Linked DNA regions of Homo sapiens: region 1 is linked to region 2. Evidence: read pairs that join two places in POLR2A ChIA-PET (ENCODE). Cell type or tissue: PC-9. All regions are shown on one strand. Region 1 overlaps LINC01356 (long intergenic non-protein coding RNA 1356). Region 2 holds the start of LINC02884 (long intergenic non-protein coding RNA 2884).

Region 1 (2,500 bases), 480 kb before region 2:
AAAGTGCTGGGATTACAGGCGTGAGCCACCGCGCCCAGCCAGGATACATTTCGGCTAGGAAGAATAAGTTTAAGTGATCTGTTGTATAACATGGCGACTATAGTTAATAAAAACATATACTTGAGAATTGCCAAGAGAATAGATTATAAATGTTCTCACCCCAAAGTAATAAAAGTATGTGAGGTAATGCATATGTTTATTAGCTTGATTTAGCCATTCCACCATGTATACGTATATCAAAACATACCCCATAAATACGTACAGTTTTTTTTTGTTTTTATTTTTGAGATGGAGTCTCACTCTGTCACCCAGGCTGGAGTGCAGTGGTATGATTTCGGCTCACCGCAACCTCCGTCTCCCAGGTTCAAGCGATTCTCCTGCTGCAGCCTCCCAAGTAGCTGGGACTACAGGCACGCGCCACCATGCCTGGCTAATTTTTGTATTTTTAGTAGAGACAGGGTTCACTTTGTTGGCCAGGCTGGTCTCAAACTCCTGACCTCGTGATCCGCCTGCCTCGGCCTCCCAAAGTGCTGGGATTATAAATGTGAGCCACTGCGCCTGGCCAATATATACAATTTTTATTTGCCAATTAAAAAAACAAAAAATTGGCTGGGCGCAGTGGCTCACACCTGTAATCCCAGCACTTTGGGAGGCTGAAGTGCGTGGATCACCTGAGGTCAAGGAGTTTGAGACCAGCCTGGCCAACACAGTGAAACCTCATCTCTACTAAAAATACAAGAGTTAGCCAGGCACAGTGGCGGGTGCCTGTAATCCCAGCTACTCGGGAGACTGAGGCAGGAGAATCGCTTGAACCCAGGAAGCGGAGGGTGCAGTGAGCCGAGATTGCACCACTGCACTCCAGCCTGGGAGACAAGAGTGAAACTCCATCTCAACAAAAAAAAAAAAAAAAAAAAAAAAAAAAAAAAGGCTAGGCGTGGTGGCTCATGCCTGTAATCCCAGCACTTTGGGAGGCTGAGGCAGGTGAATCACCTCAGGTCAGGAATTTGAGACATCCTGGCCAACATGGCGAAACCCCGTCTCTACTAAAAATACAAAAATTAGCCGGACGTGGTGTCAGGCGCTTGTAATCCCAGCTACTTGGGAGGGTGAGGCAGGAGAATCTCTTGAACCCAGGAGGCAGAGGGGGCTGGTTTCCAGAAAGACCCAGGAGTGGAATGGGAATGTTCAGCTTCACCTCCTGAACCCTGGGGAGGGGAAAGGGGCTGGATGTTGAGGTCAATCACCAAGGCCAATGTTTTAATCAATTTTGCCCATGTAATAAAACCTCCATTAAAACCCCTGAACAGGGGCCAGGCGCAGTGCCTGTAATCCCAGCACTTTGGGAGGGCGAGGCGGGCGGATCACCTGAGCCCAGGAGTTCGAGACCAGCCTGGCTAACATGACGAAACCCTGTTTCTACTAAAAATAAAAAAATAGCCCAGCATCGTGGTGCGTGCCTGTAGTCCCAGCTGCTTGGGAGACTGAGGCAGGAGAACCACTTGAACCCGGGAGGCGGAGGTTGCAGTGACCTGAAATCATGCCACTGCACTCCAGCCTGGGCAATAGAGTGAAACTCTGCCTCAAAAAGCAAACAAACAAAAACCCCTGAAAAGTCTGGGTACAGTAGCTCACACCTGTAATCCCAGCACTTGGGAGGCCGAGGCAGGCAGGTCACTTGACGCCAGGAGTTTGAGACCAGCCTGGCCAACATGGTGAAACCCCATCTGTACTAAAAATACAAAAATTAGCCAGGCATGTTGGCCCACGCCTGTAATCCCAGCTGCTCAGGGGACTGAGGCAGGAGAATTGCTTGAACCCAGGAGGTGGAAGTTGCAATCAGCCAAGATGGGGGGACCACTGCATTCTAGTCTGGGCAACAGAACAAGACTCCGTCTCAAAAACGAACAAACAAACCAACCCCTGAACAATAAGAATTGGAGAGCTTCTGGGTTGGTGAACACATCGAGGTACCAGGAGGGTAGTATGCCCAGAGAGAGCACGGATGCTCCTTCCCCATACCTTGCCCTATGCATCTCTTCATCTGGCTGTTCCTGAGTTGTATGCTGTATAATAAACGAGTACATGTCCCTTCTCTACAAAAAAATGTTTGTAATAAATTAGCCAGCCTACTGAGGGGGCTGAGGCAAGATCTCTTGAGCCCAGGCATTCAAGGTTACAGTGAGCTGTGATCATGCCACTGCACTCCGGCTTGGGAGACAGGGCAAGACTCTGTCTCAAACAACAACAACAACAACAACAACAACAACAACAAACCCACCAGTAAATGTAAAGTGTTTTTCTGAGTTTTATGAGCTGTTTTAGCAAATTATTGAACTTGACAAGTAGCACAATCACTGGATCAGGGTCACAGGAACCCCCAATTTATAGCCAGTTGACCTTAGAAGCACAAGTGGCAGCCTGGTACTTGAAAATACCATCTACAGTGAAAGTAGTCTTGTGGGACTGAGCCTTTAAGGCTTTGCAGTCTGACACGAACTCT
Region 2 (2,500 bases):
AGACCTCAAAGTCTGAATGTTAGCAACTGCCTTTGAGCATTGAGCACATAATCATCAAGGATAACTAACTCTTTGGAAACTGCCTTAATCACTAAACCTTCAGTAGCTTTCTTCTGGAAGGGGTGAAGCCCCTGCTACCAAGAAGGAGCTCACTCTCTGCACTGCAGCAATGTTACCTAAGGACAAGTGAAAATGAAGATAAAGTGTCAGAAAAAGGGAAAGCTTTGCAGTCAGGCTGTTAGGAGTCTCCACTGGGTTCTCTGGAACTAGATGCTGCAACAGAGGTAGAAGTGCAAAGGGGAGGATCACCTGTGAGTGGAAAAGGGAGGAAGCAGTTTGGCCAGGAGGAGCTCTTGGCTTCTGATGCAGACTTGACAAAGCCTCTGCCAGTCTAACAGGGTGCTCTGAGCAAAAATTGCTTGTTAGAGGAGTTCCGCATTGGTAGAAGAGGGATGGGCCTTTGTACTACCACCTTGCTCAGCCATTGGCTAGGGGCTGCCTTAAGAAGAGAGTGACTGTGGCTTAAAAACTCAGGTGGTCCTTGAAGGAACTAATTGCTGGGGGCAAATAAAACCAACATTCTTGGTAGCAGGGGAGTGAGTCCTTTATTGAAGGGGCAATGTAAGCATGGCATCTCTGTGTCTGTCTACCACACAGACAAACATGAAGTTCAAATTCCAACAACATGTGACCTTAGGCAACCACTCTGCCTCAGTTTTTTCATCTGTAAAATGGAGAAAATGCTTTCCTTACAGGGTTGTGGGAGGATTAAATAAGACAAGAATGAACATAGTGCCTGATACAGCACAGGCATTCAATAAGTATTAGTTCTTCCCTTTCCCCCAGATGAAAATAAGCCAAGGGAACATTCTGTTCTGCAAACCAGTTCCCACCCTGCTCTTTCTAAACTTCATTTTCTTTCAATTTCCAGTAGGGGACCAAGCCTCTGCGGCAGTTTCCTGATCTTCTGGATATGCTGCCACGCTGTCCCAGGGCTGGTGGTGTCCCCTGACTTGTTCCTCTCCTGACTTTCTCAGCCTGGAGACTGAAAGCTCTCTTTGGCTGTTGGCCCTCCCAGGCAGAGTCCACTGGCTGTTAGGGTGAAATGGGGCTGATGCTTCCTGGAATCCACCAGAAGTATGCAAATTGCACCATCTCTTTCAGCTGCCTGCGCCTGCATTCCATCGAGGATTCCGGTAAGAAGAAACCATCCTGTTCCTCTTTCTAAGTGCCTCATTAAAGCTGGAGGACAAATTCCTCCTGCTTCTCTTGCCCTGGGAGGTGAGACAGCACCTGAATGGGAAGAGGAGGTTGTGCTCCGCGTGACATCATCCTTCATGGGGTACTCTGACCACAGGGACACTGGTGTCCAAGGCCCAGGTACTTCCTGTGTGCCTGATTCACTGGGGAGTCTCAACTCGTTGGGGTATAAACATGAAAAGATTTTATTTCTTCCAGTAACTGCCCTGGCTGTGCTGTGCCAGATCTCTCTTTCCTGCTGAGGAGCCGCTCCCTTAACGACATCTTGGTCTGGTTCCATAACTTTTCAGCCACTTTCGGTTACTATAACAGTCTCATTCCAGTAATTAAGACTCAGCCTCTTATATTTTTAAAACTTTCATTGCAAACTCGATTCAGAGCTCTTCTCTCCCCTTCCCTCCAGCACAAGTGAGAGTTGGGTCCTGGTTGTTTGGAGCAGTGGAGGGGAAGTAGGGCCTGGCTTGAAGATGCCTCACCTCCTCCCTCTTTGAGGCCTCAGCATCTGTATTTGGGCAGAGAGGAGGGATGGAGAGTAAGAGACCTCTTTACAGGAGTGTCCTTTTCCCCTTCCTGTTCTTTGTGGCTCTGTTAGATGCTGAAGATCTCACCCCACCCTCCTCCATCACTGAACACCACCCTTTCCCCCTCCTTCCCTCACACAGATGCACCTCTCTTTAGCCTCAACAGTGGTACAGGTGCCCAACGACCCTTTGTTGACTTGGCCATGGGTACCTGGGCAAACCCTCAGCTCCTGCCCTTCCACTGACTTCCGTGCATCTCCATGCAGAGCCACAGGGCCTGCAGGAATCCTCTCCCATAATCCTTCAAGGGCCCCACAGACCTGGGAAGGGAGAGCTGCCCCCATCTTCTTCCCAGTCATGCTGCCCCAGGGTCCTTCGAGCCCTGCCGGATGGGCTACTGTAGTGGGCCTCTTGCTTTCAGAATCTCCCAGACTCAGATGGATACCAGTCTCTACATTCAAGTGCAGTCCCAGCCCTCAAAGTAAGTTCATCAGGCATCCTGCTTTTCCTTCCCACAGTGGGGTAGGTGAACAACAAGGGCACTGGGCTGCAGTCCTAGGCTTCCAGGATGGCAAGGACTCTGACAGTGAGCTGTGCCTCTGAGGCATCAGGGAGAGTCTGGATTCCCTCTCCCCTCACACTGGGGCAGGAAAGCACCCTTATCATCTCCACAGGGGCGTGAAGGGTGACTCTTCCTTGATCTCTCTCAGTCCTGCTCC

What was found. ChIA-PET counts read pairs that join two places held together with the same protein. Peaks named below come from ENCODE experiments on the same cell type or tissue, not always from the same donor. Only the 100,000 strongest peaks of a DNase experiment are listed, where the experiment ranks them.
Region 1: POLR2A ChIA-PET joins it to region 2 with 14 read pairs; 2 of 35 experiments call an interaction of 5 or more read pairs at or near these places.

Annotation. Positions count from the first base shown.
Region 1 is chr1:112,836,897-112,839,396 of GRCh38, reverse strand. The region is part of intron 3 of LINC01356 (long intergenic non-protein coding RNA 1356); the gene reads left to right. Among named protein-coding and RNA genes, the nearest start is that of LINC01357, 12 kb to the left of the region's middle. In PC-9, no CTCF peak of the experiment used is centred here; a DNase peak (open chromatin) is centred at 1,026; H3K27ac peaks cover 371 bases.
Region 2 is chr1:112,359,058-112,361,557 of GRCh38, reverse strand. LINC02884 (long intergenic non-protein coding RNA 2884) reads left to right here and starts at 951. Exons shown (of 2, transcript NR_183466.1): 1 at 951-1,196. In PC-9, CTCF peaks have their summits at 891 and 2,345; a DNase peak (open chromatin) is centred at 1,167; H3K27me3 peaks cover 1,523 bases.